Linked DNA regions of Homo sapiens: region 2 is linked to region 1. A link is a contact called in ENCODE Hi-C or POLR2A ChIA-PET data. All regions are on one chromosome and are shown on one strand. The core of a region is the stretch at or near the end of the contact, and the rest is flanking DNA. Distances in the headings are between cores, read along the strand shown. Region 1 has its middle 24 kb from the start of PITRM1. Region 2 holds the start of PFKP (phosphofructokinase, platelet).

The links. A loop is a pair of places that touch in the nucleus more often than their neighbours do. ChIA-PET counts read pairs that join two places held with the same protein, here RNA polymerase II (POLR2A). Pooled maps may share reads with other maps.
Region 2: a loop to region 1 is called in a pooled map, with 2.5 times the contacts of the local background. The contact joins the promoter of PFKP here to the enhancer-like site in region 1. A Hi-C loop is called at or near these places in 5 of 50 pooled maps. POLR2A ChIA-PET finds 5 or more read pairs at or near these places in 4 of 52 experiments (BJ, K562, Panc1 and 1 more).

Annotation. Positions count from the first base shown.
Region 1 is chr10:3,193,552-3,199,027 of GRCh38, reverse strand. No RefSeq gene overlaps it. Among named protein-coding and RNA genes, the nearest start is that of PITRM1, 24 kb to the right of the region's middle. Within about 2 kb of position 1,491, at least 7 of the 41 ENCODE cell types and tissues checked have a DNase peak (open chromatin) inside an H3K27ac peak, as active enhancers do.
Region 2 is chr10:3,066,298-3,071,540 of GRCh38, reverse strand. PFKP (phosphofructokinase, platelet) reads right to left here and starts at 3,993. Exons shown (of 22, transcript NM_002627.5): 1 at 3,834-3,993. The coding sequence starts at 3,945. It overlaps LOC124902536 (wiskott-Aldrich syndrome protein family member 1-like), which reads right to left and starts at 4,971. Exons shown (of 1, transcript XM_047426132.1): 1 at 4,193-4,971. The coding sequence starts at 4,838. The coding sequence ends at 4,401. PFKP-DT (PFKP divergent transcript) reads left to right here and starts at 4,608. Exons shown (of 4, transcript NR_160681.1): 1 at 4,608-4,788. RefSeq lists silencers at 2,275-2,474, 2,561-2,741, 3,155-3,334, 3,755-4,154, 4,165-4,264 and an enhancer at 2,885-2,954.

The sequences.
Region 1 (5,476 bases), core at 242-2,741:
TGTGGGCAGGGCCAGTTCATCCTGAGTCCTCTCCATGGCTTGCAGACGGCGTCTTCTCCCTGTGTCCTCACAGGGTCGTCCCTCTGTGTGCACCTGCATCCGAATCTCCTCCTCTTATCAGGACATCAACCCTGTGGTTTAGAGACTACCCTGATGGCCTCATTTTACATTAATTACCTCTTTAAAGACCCTATCTCCAAATACAGTCATAATCTGAGGTCCCAGGGGTTGGGGCTTCCATGTAGGATTTCCTGGGAGACACAATTCGGCCATCACATGACCACCAGTGTCCCCTTGGGCATGCATTGAATGCTTGTGTTCACCCCAAAAATTCATGTCAAAGCCCAAGCCCCTCATATGGCAGTATTTAGAGGCAGGAACTTGGGGAGACAATGAGGGTTGGATGAAGCTATGACTTGGGGCCCCACGATGGGACCAGCGCTGTAAAAAGAAGAGGAAGGGGGCAGAGCTCTCTCTCTCTCCCTCTCCTCTCTCTGTCTCTCCTCTCTCTCTCTCCCCCACCCCCATGTGAGGATACAGTGAGAAGGTGCCCTCTCTCAACCAGGAAAAGGCCCTCATCAGCAAGTGAATCTGCCGGTGCCTTGACCTTAGACTTCAGTCTCCAGAACTGTGAGGAATCCCTGTTTGCTGCTGAAGTCACTCAGTCTTCGGTATTTTGTCACGGCCCGAGCTGGCTAAGACAACCAAGCACTTCTTAAGTAACGAATGGGCCCTTCTCAGAGCCCAAATTAGCCCTAAACACGATTCACCTGAAACACTGGGCATTCCAATCCTAAATCATGAGAATCAGCTGAGCTTCAGACTGGTTTAAATGCCAAAGAATAAACAAGAGAATGCAATATTCAAAAAGACATTAAAGTTTGAATTATCTCAATCACCTGCATATATCCAATTGGCTAGATTTTCACATTTTCAAATAAATATTGACTGCATTTGCACTCAGTGGAACTATATTCCTAAGTAATATTCTGGGAGTTGTATACAAGACAATTTTATGAAGCCTCTTTAACATCACCTCGTTTTAGAGTCTGTGTCACATAATTGACACCCGCCGTGCTGGGGGCAGTGTGGTTTGCCACAGTCGCAATCACTGGCGAATGAGCTAATCCCGAAAGTTGTTTTATGAGCTTCTTTTCACCAGTGACACCGAAGCACTGATCCCTGTCCCTGATAAGCCTCGTGTAATGACTCAACCCTAAGAAATCCACAAACAGACAGCTATCCCTTAAATGAATGCATTTTTGAGAGATCCCAGTGAAAATTCTGAGCTGCCGTTGCTGGAAGACCTGATGGGGACGTCTCCTTTCGCTGCTCCATGTGGTAACGCAATGGTCAGCGGTCACTCCCTCCTGATGGAAGGAACCAGCAGCACCTGCCTGCTACCAGCTGTAGAACGAGGGAGACTGAGTGGGAGACGTTCCCAGAGTCTCGGCAGCGCCCGGCCCGGTTCAGCCAGGCCTCTGCTGCCCTCCGGTGGCCTTCGGCTGGAAGCAGCGGACAGAGAGTCCCGCTGCAGGAGGCTGGGACGCAGAGCATTCCTGGAATTAATTCCTGGACTGCTGGGAAAGCGGCCGGGGTGTCTGGGGTGTGCAGGACTAAAGCAAACCACTCAGCCCTCGGCCTGTAACTCCTTGCTTCCCCCAGTGCATTTTTCTCCTTGGTAAAATCCAGATGAAATGAACCAAAAGAAAAAGCAGCCTCCAAGATGAGAGGTCCCGGAAGGAAGCCTTGGAAGGAAGCGAGGGGACGCCCCTGGCCTCGGCCTCATTGCCTGTTCCTTCTCCTCGGCAGCTCTGCATGGCCCCCCAGCAGGACAGCTCATCCAAGGACACCCCTGCCTGGGGCCTGAGGACCCACCTGCAGGGCCAGACCCCCCTCCCCACCCCGGGGTGAACACAGCCCCCACAGGCCCCAGTGGGCGGGAATGTTCCCCGTGGTGGCCATTCACATAACAGGACAAAAGAGCCCCCACGTTTGCTGGGATGACTCTTGGGAGACCGCCAGCAAGTTGCAGACCACGGCAGAGGCCGAGCTGAGATGGGAATTCCATGCCCAGGTCTCCCTGGACTGAGGGAACGTGATAGAAAGCTGAAATAGAAACAGAAACAATAGTGACGCCTCTTTAGAAAGGCTACAACTGAAAACTGGTTCCCAGTCTAGCCTGATGGACACACGATCTGAAGAGATCCAAGACCCGTTTCTGAGAGGAGAGAGAAGACCGTGGCCGGCAGACAGGGGTGATGCTCTCAGCTGCCCTTTTCCAGCCAAGGCCAGAAATGTGGTGTTGCTTTGGCTGGCTTTACACCCAGGACCCCAAGCGAGCTTCCTCCCCAAAGTGGGCTGTCCTCTGGACTCTGGGTTGGGGACATCTCTGAGCCAGCTGGGAGGTCAGAGACAGGTTTACAACCAGGAACCCCCTCCCAGGCCCGGCATGAAGCGTGGGCTGCGTACCTTAAAAATGTGGCTTTAGAAAGTGAAATGTTGGCCGGGCGCAGTGGTTCACACCAGTAATCCCAGCACTTTGGGAGACCGAGATGGGCGGATCACCTGAGGTCAGGAGTTCAAGACCACCCTGGCCAACATGGTGAAACCCCATCTCTGCTAAAAATACAAAACTTGGCCGAATGTGGTGGCGGGCGCCTGTAGTCCCAGCTACTTGGGAGGCTGAGGCATGAGAATTGCTTGAACCCTGGGAGGCAGAGGCTGCAGTGAGCTGAGATCGTGCCACTGCACTCCAGCCTGGGTGACAGAGTGAGACTCCATCTCAAAAAAAAAAAAAAGAAAAAGAAAAAGAAAAGAAAAAAGAAAACAAGAAAGTGAAGCAGCGTCAACACCAGCCAGGCTCAGTACCCTGGAATTACATATTCAGTTTGTGGCCTGATGTGGGGTAAGTTGGTTTCAAAGAAACAATAAACCTGTAATTTTAACAAATTGATGTTTGGCAAACTAGACATTCTAGAAGGCAGTCGTTCAGAGGGCAGCTGCTGGTGGCTGGACAGCTTCTGAACGGGCAGCCAGTGTCCATGGCCAGGTGGGCAGTATTTGCTTCTCAGTTCCAACTGGAATCATGACTCCAAAGCGACAGCTGCCACGAGCAACAGAGAATGGAGAGAGACACACCCAAGCGTGGCCACACAGCAATTCACAGTCAGGAAGGAGAAGCCGGAGAGGGACTCAGCCGATGACCCCAGGAGCCACAGAACTCCCACTCACTGCAGGCGAATCTACCCGGGAGAGAAGGGAAAAGAGGTTCCCCAAACACCACCAGGGAATAGGATGATATTCATAGCAACAAGCATTTATATGATACTCTGTGCTGGGTGCTTTACCTGTATGTACTCATGAATCTTGATAACGCTTGAGCCAGGAGCTCTTCCGTGAACATTGTCGTTTTGTAGAAGAAGAAACAGAGTCACAGGGCCCCCAAGGGACCTGCCCGGGTCCTACAGCTTTAAGAAGTAGAGCTGAACTTACACCCAGGGCCCTGGCTCCAAAGCCCACCCTGGTAATCCATGATGAATCACCCACCTCTGCGTTGGCCTCACCAATAAAGCTCTGATCCAAAGGTCCAGGCTCGGTCCCCGTGGTGGGCTGGTGGCATAACTGGACAAAAATGCCCCAGCGTTTGCTGGGATGGCTCTTGGAAGACCGCCAGCAAGTGGGAGAATACGAGAGAGACCATGCTGAGATGGAAATTCTAGGCCCGTATTCCAATGAACTGAGAAAAACAACGGGAAGCTGAAATAGAAACAGGGGTGATAGTGACATTTTTTTCAGAAGGACCTCCTGGGAAGATGGAAGTGAGGCAGACATGGCCCTTCTCCCGGACACTAGAGCCTGCACAGGCCTTCTCGATGGGTGAAGGGGAGCTGCTCCCCCGGCCTGAGGCCAGCGGGGGAAAGTTCTGGAACCTGAGCCCCTGAGTGTCTCCTGTGATGGGCAGAGCCCTGTGTGGTGACAAAGACAGGTGCTCAGTGTCTGCTGGCTCCTGAGCTTCCATCTGACTCTTCAGGACACAAACTCTCAGGTTTCCACTCCATTTCCCAAAGGGGTCTGTGCACACAGGGGGCCCCAGCCCAGCCCAGGAGCCACCAGGGCCTCCAGTCAGAGGACAGAGTAACAAATTTCAGTGAGGACAAATAGAAAAAACAGTAAGAGGGTAGAAGTGGAGTTAATCAGTTCATTGTTCCCTGTTTCCCTGAACAGAATTTTTTTTTAAGACGGAGCCTTGCTCTGCCACCGAGGCTGGAGTGCAGTGGCGCAGAGCAGCCTTGAGCTCCCGGCTTCAATCCATCTTCCCGTCTCAGCCTCCCGAGTAGCTGGGACCACAGGCATGTGCCACCACACCCAGCTAATGTTTTGTATTTTTTGTAGAGACAGGGTTTCGCTCTGTTGTCCAAACTCGTCTCAGACCCCTGAGCAGAAGCAATCTGCCTGCCTCAGCCTTTCAAAGTGCTGGGACTACAGGCATGAGCCGCCGTGCCCAGCCAGGATACTTGAAAATCTCAATATCATGAATTCGTTGCATATTATTTTGAATTCGTGTTAAACTGAACTATAGATATTCAGAAGATATTTTCGTTTTTCTCTTTTTTCTTTATTTTTAAACTTCTCTTGTTTCCTAATAAGGCTTTATCTCTCAATACTAAACATTGGCAATGCATTGTGTGGGTGGAAACAAGATTCCTGTTCCCTGGAAATTGGAAGGCAGATGGTGGCTTTCCAATGTCCATCAACTGCCAGGAGTTAAAGTGAGGGAGACACAGACAGGTGACCCCAGAAGCCATGTTTCTCCACATGTAAAGGACATATTTTCGGCTTCCCTACTCCCCTTTCTCTTGACGTGTCTCGCTGCTATTTATGGAGTTCGGGGTTGTCTGGTGATGCAAAGCCGCATTGCATAAACCTCTGTGCAGTAACACACCTTTGGGTGGACATGAGAGGTCCCTTAGTTTACTCTGTGGTGCTCATGGACACCATGTCCATGGCGTCCACTAAGAAAGCGTCATTCAAACCAGCTGCTGTCACTCTTCTCTTACCCAGGACACACCAGGCACCCGAAAACTACAAAGTGAGGGAAGGTTACTGGAGGGGTAGCCCTTCTACACAAAAAGTGGTTTGTCAAAACTATAGCTAGAAGGTAGTCCAGTCAAATGGCATTTGCCTTTTGACTTTATATCTTCAGGAGTTTGGGCAGCAAGTGAAAGAAACCAGCTTAAAGCTATAAAACTGGAAAATCCAGGAGTAAAGATGGCGTAAGGCAGGGTGAGTAGAGGGTGCAGAGCATGGGACCATCGTCCTTCCCTCTCCTGCCCTGCCTGGCTTTCCACGGCTTCATTTCGGGGAGGCTTAGTCTGTCTCTCAGAAACCCAAGTGAAAAATAAAAGTAACTTTCCTAAGAGTCCCCCAAAATTCTAGAATTGAGTTTTTGCTGACTTAGTCATTTGTTCATTCC
Region 2 (5,243 bases), core at 2,744-5,243, 130 kb after region 1:
AGCTTATTTCAGATTGAGTGAAAATCAATTTAAGTTTCCAGACATGTCTTGGGACAACAGAAGATACATAAAGAGGCAGAAGAAGAGAAAGAAAAAAAAAAAAAAAAAAAAAACAGCCTGAGACAGAAGATATCCAAGCAAGTAGAAAAAACAAACAAACAAACAAACAAAAACAGCCTGAGAAATACTTTCTTCATTCAAGGCCCGGGGAGTCGGGAATATAGAAAAGAGAAAGAGATTTTCAATTGTATCTTATAATTAAATAATATACACTCTACTGAGAGAAGAAAAAGCAGCCCATCACATAATATCGTTCTTGCCACCTGGACTCCTATCACTATAAAAAGGCATTTTCCGTTCCCCTAACAAAGCCACCCAAAGAATATCTGTGTAATTTTGGGCAAATCGGGTTTTGCTCACTTTTGAGCATTAACTAGATAAAGCAGCTTCACCAAGAAAGGTCCCTGAAAAACATGGTGGAGATGGTGGAGGCCTGACACAATGGCTCATGTCTGTAGTCCCAGCTCTTTGGGAGGCCAAGGCAGGAGGATCACTACAGGAGGCCAGGAGTTCAAGGCCAGTCTCGGCAGCATAGTGAGATCCTGTCTCTACAAAAATAATAATAATAATAATAATAATAATTAGCTGGTCATGATGGTGCATTCCTGTCTTCCCAGCTACTCAGAAGGTTGAGGCAGGAGGATCACTTGAGCCCAGGAGTTTGAGGCTGCAGTGAGCTATGATGGCACCACTACACTCTGGCCTGGGTGACACAGCCAGACATAAGTACTCTTCGTGGTCTACGGGAGAGTACAATATTTGGAATTAAGATCTGTTTTGCTCCTATCACAATCACGTATGCACCTCATGCCCTTACCTAACTTACTTTTCTTTCTGAGTCTTTCTCCCCACTTCCAAAATGAGGACACGCCTCTCTTGGGATCATGTATTTAGGCTTGGAGATAAGAAGTGTAAAGCTCTTAGAATACAAAATGTTTTCAACAAATGGTAGCTATGATCATCTTAATATACGGAATTTTACCATAATTTCACATCTGACAGAAAATTCCCCTGAAATTAATACGTGAATGTGAATATGTTCTCTCATCTCTAGCTACAAGCAATAGTCTTCTATGTCAGGGAAAATCAAGTACTAACATAGAATCAGAATAAAATGGTAAAAGAATGGGGACACTGAGATATTCTCGAGGAATAACCTACTTACTGTAAGGGTTTGTAAATCTGTGGCAGCTAAGACCAGGCCCTCTGAGTACATCTGGAGGTGAACTTCCTTAAAAGAAATGCGTCCAAATGCTCCAACAGGTTCAAGATCGTATCACCGAAGGGTAAAGCTCTTTACAGAGTCTACAAAAAAATTGTGACTTCAGCTCTGCCAGGGAAAGAGTGCCCAGGCGACCCGCCATGGCGGGCTTCCCCAGGGACAGCCCAGGTGTGACCCATGTGGGCTCGAGGCCACCATATTTGATGCCACCTGCAGAGCTGAGGGCAGCTGTCTCCTATTAACCCGAGGTTGCAGCAACCAAGCCGCGTTCCCCACATAATATTGGTTTCCAAAGTATCATTTTCCCCAGAAAAGAAGAGGCGTGGACTTACTAACCTTCAATATGTCTAACTCCTCCCAGGTGGCAAAACCAGGGTAACAGAGAACACCGCGATTCTGCCAATGTATCCTAATCTCACATGCCTGTACACAAACTCCCGCGCATTTTAGCAAGCTTTTGGACATGGAGCTCAAAGGAATGACCCATAAATATTTTCCAATACATGCAGTATCTTAATTTTTTTTCTTTCTTTTTTTTTGTAGACACAGAGTCTCACTATGTTGCCCAGGATGCTCTGGAACTCCTCGGCTCAAGCGAGCCTCCTGCCTCGGCCTCCCAAAGCACTGGGATGACAAGCATGAGCCACCGTACAAGGCCCACAGCACCTAAATTCCAAAATAACCTTGAAACCCTGACTTTCCACCCGCCCTGGTGGCTTCCAGAGATCAGTTCCTCTTCCTGTGCCAAAGGTTTCTTGTCTTTCGCGGCCCAGGTAAGGTCACTCAAGGTGCTCCCTCTGCTTCTGAAGGCCTTTGACTGAGAAGCCACTCTGGGTCCTATCCCGACCCCAAGGCGGCTCCATTCGTACCCGCACATCTCCGGGCCGGTTTAAGTCACGCGGGCCAGGCTATTTCCACTTCACTCTCCTGTTTCTTCAATCCCATCCTCTGCTGCATCACGTTTTCTTTCTCTGAGAACCCAGCCCTGCAGGAAGAACGTTGATGCTGGGGTCCTTTTACTGGAATGCTAACGCCAGAGCACTTCCCGGGGGCGCTGCAGGGCGGGCTGCGGGGCGGGGCCTGGCGCTGCCACCCGGGTCTCCCGCGGGGGGCGCTGGGCCTGGGGAGGCTGCGCTGCGGGCCTGGGGAGCGCGCGGCGCACGGGTGTCGGGGCCGGGGCTCGTGGAGACGACGGGCCGGGCATCACGTAGGCGCTCGTGGCGGGCGGGGCGGCGCCCACAGCGCCTCAACCTGCGGCACCCGCGCCCGCCCCGCGCGCTCAAGGGCGAAGGGAAGGTCACCCGCGCAGTGGGCAGGGGGTGCATCCCCGCTCCAACCCTGTGCAGTGCGCGGCCCCGAAACGGGAGGAAATCCGCCATCCGGGCCTTTCCACGCATCTGCGGCAGGAGGAACCGGGAAAACAAAAATCAAAACCCAGCTCGGGGCGCGCCGCGTCTCCAGCCTGCGCGATCGCTAAGGCTCCCAGGTTGCGTTCGCCTGGGAAGCGCCGATCTACCCGCCAGGGATTGCACGGATCGGGACACTCCATCATCCGGGCACCGGCGCCCCCACGTGCACCCGGGGCCTGGGGCGCGCCGAGTCTCCGCCACCTTCCGCTCTTCAATGTTAAATATCCTCCCGGCGCGCCCGCGTCCGTGGGCCCAGCCTCGGGCCCCTCCTAGAGAGCAGCTTCCACATTGCAGGGCAGGGAAGCCCGGAGCCCGCGCCGCGGCGCCGCTGACATCCCGGAGTCCCCGCTTCCTGATCCTTCCCGTCTGCGGAGGCTGGCGGGGAGGGCCTGGGACCCATTTTGGTTTTCGTTTTTGTCACGAGCCGGAAGGCGACAGCACATGCGAGCGCAGGAAACCCTTTTTAAAAATCTCCCAGCGGAAACGCGAGGGGCTGCCGGACCGCCCTGGAGACGCCAGGCGGGAACCCCGCGCACCCCCGCCGCGTCCCGCATTGCAGCAGCCAGGACCCCGCCCACGCCGCGCAGGGCACGAGGCGACAGGAGGCGCGCGGGGACCCAGCCGTTTCTTCCTCGACATTCTAGGGGGTGGCGTGCGGCGGAGTTGGGGGGCGGGGGGGCACTTAGGAAGTGATCGCGCTGTACCCACGCTTCGGAGGGGACGCCCGGCCCCGTCCTACAGCTCAGAGGCAGAACGACCCCCGAGGGCGCTTCAGGCGACTCCCTCTGCCAGGTTCCATTTAAAACAAAACCGAAGGTGGAAAACTCACTGATCTTCCGGATGGAGGTTCCTACCGCCATGTCCCTTCCTCCCCCGCCCCACCGGGCAAGGACCCCGGGGCTGCCTCGCCGGCTCATGCCGCCCCGCAGGTACCCCTGCCGCTTCCGGGCGCGGGCTTCTTCCCGGTTCTCCCCATCGCTTCCCCGCTCTTCTCCCCGGTTCTCCCCATCGCTTCGCCACCTTTCCCCGGGTCCCCCCCATCGCTTCCCCCCTCTTCTCTCCGGTCACCCCATCGCCTTCGCCCGGTTCTCCCCAGCTCCGTCCGTCCGTCCCTCCCTCGCCGCCGGGAGGGGGGCGCGCACCTTGAGCATCCCCGCCGCTGGTCAGCACGCCGATGGCCTTGCCGGCCCCGGAGAGGTGCTCCAGGAACTTCCGCAAGGAGCCCTTGGGGGCCCGGGAGTCGTCCGCGTCCATGGCGAGGAGGCCGAGGGGAGCCGCACGTCCGGGTGCGCAGCAGGCAATGGGGACCCTGCCCGCGCGCGCCTGACTCGGAACCGCCGCCCCGCCCGCGCCCCCGCCCGGCCCCAGCGCCAATGGGCGGTGACGGGCGGGGCCCGAGCGTATGGGAGGGGCTGCGGGGGAGGGGGCGCGGGCGCGGCTAGGGGCAGGGGCCGGGGCTGGGGCGGGTGTGGGCAGGAGCATCTACGCGGGGGTCGTCGTAGGTGGGGGCCGCGCTAGCGGTGCGGGAGGCGGCAGAGGCAGGGGTAGCGCCACAGGTGGGCGGGTCCCTGCTAGTGGGGCCGCATCGCAGGTGCGCGAGCCTCGCGGGTGGGCTGGAGGACTCTGGTTGGGGGCTCTAGAGATGACGGGAGCGCCACAGGTGGGGCAGGGGCAGCGTCCGGAGGAGGGGAGACCGCAGGGGGCCGGGGTCACATCGTTTGCGGGGCGCGCCAGGGCGGGGCGGGATAGAACGCCGGGAGCATCTCCCGGGGGGGCGAGGGAGACCGTGAGTGGGCGCGAGCGCCGGGGCGGGTGGAAACCCCGCAGTTGCGGGGAGCGCCGATGGCGGGGAGGGGTGGAATGGGGGCGCGGAGACCCCACCTGGACGCGGAGGCTCGCGGCAGGCCCGGCCGCTCGGGCCGTTGTGGGGGCCGAGCCCGGCCGCGCGCACAGCTTCTAGTGGCCCGCAAGATTCCTCCTGGGGCGGCGCTGGGAGCCTCGGGGCTCGGCTTCCTCGACCCCCGCCCCCAGGTTTCCTCTGCAGCCTGAGGTCGGGAAGGACGGACGGAGAGTGGATCCTCCAGGTGGTGGGAAAAGGTGAGCGTGGCGGGCTGGGCCATGACGAAGCTGCCATTTCCCGGGCCCATGGGGGCTGTGGTGCTCCTGGGCCCCCAGCCCCGCCCTTGGGGGGAAGAAGCCGTGGGGTGGAGGAAGGTATCGGGGCGCGACCCTCAGAGACGCCCTGGCGGCGCCCCGGCCTGGGCGCTGGAAAGTCAGAGTGGGGCAGGAGGAGGCGCAACAGGACTGGCCTGGCGGGGAGGCGGGGAGGCGGGAGGACCCTCCCTCCCCACGGACACGCGCGCTGCTGTACGCTCTGCCTGACCTCGGCCGGCTCCACTGGCCAGCTCCACGTACTGAAATACTCACATCCAATGCACTGTGCGGTTGCCCATCCACAGCTTAACAGCCTGGTGCCAGTTACCCTGCGATGGGAGAGGGGGCAGCCCCCATAGAAGCACGGGCTTATGGGACCCGGGTTCCTTCAGTGCTCA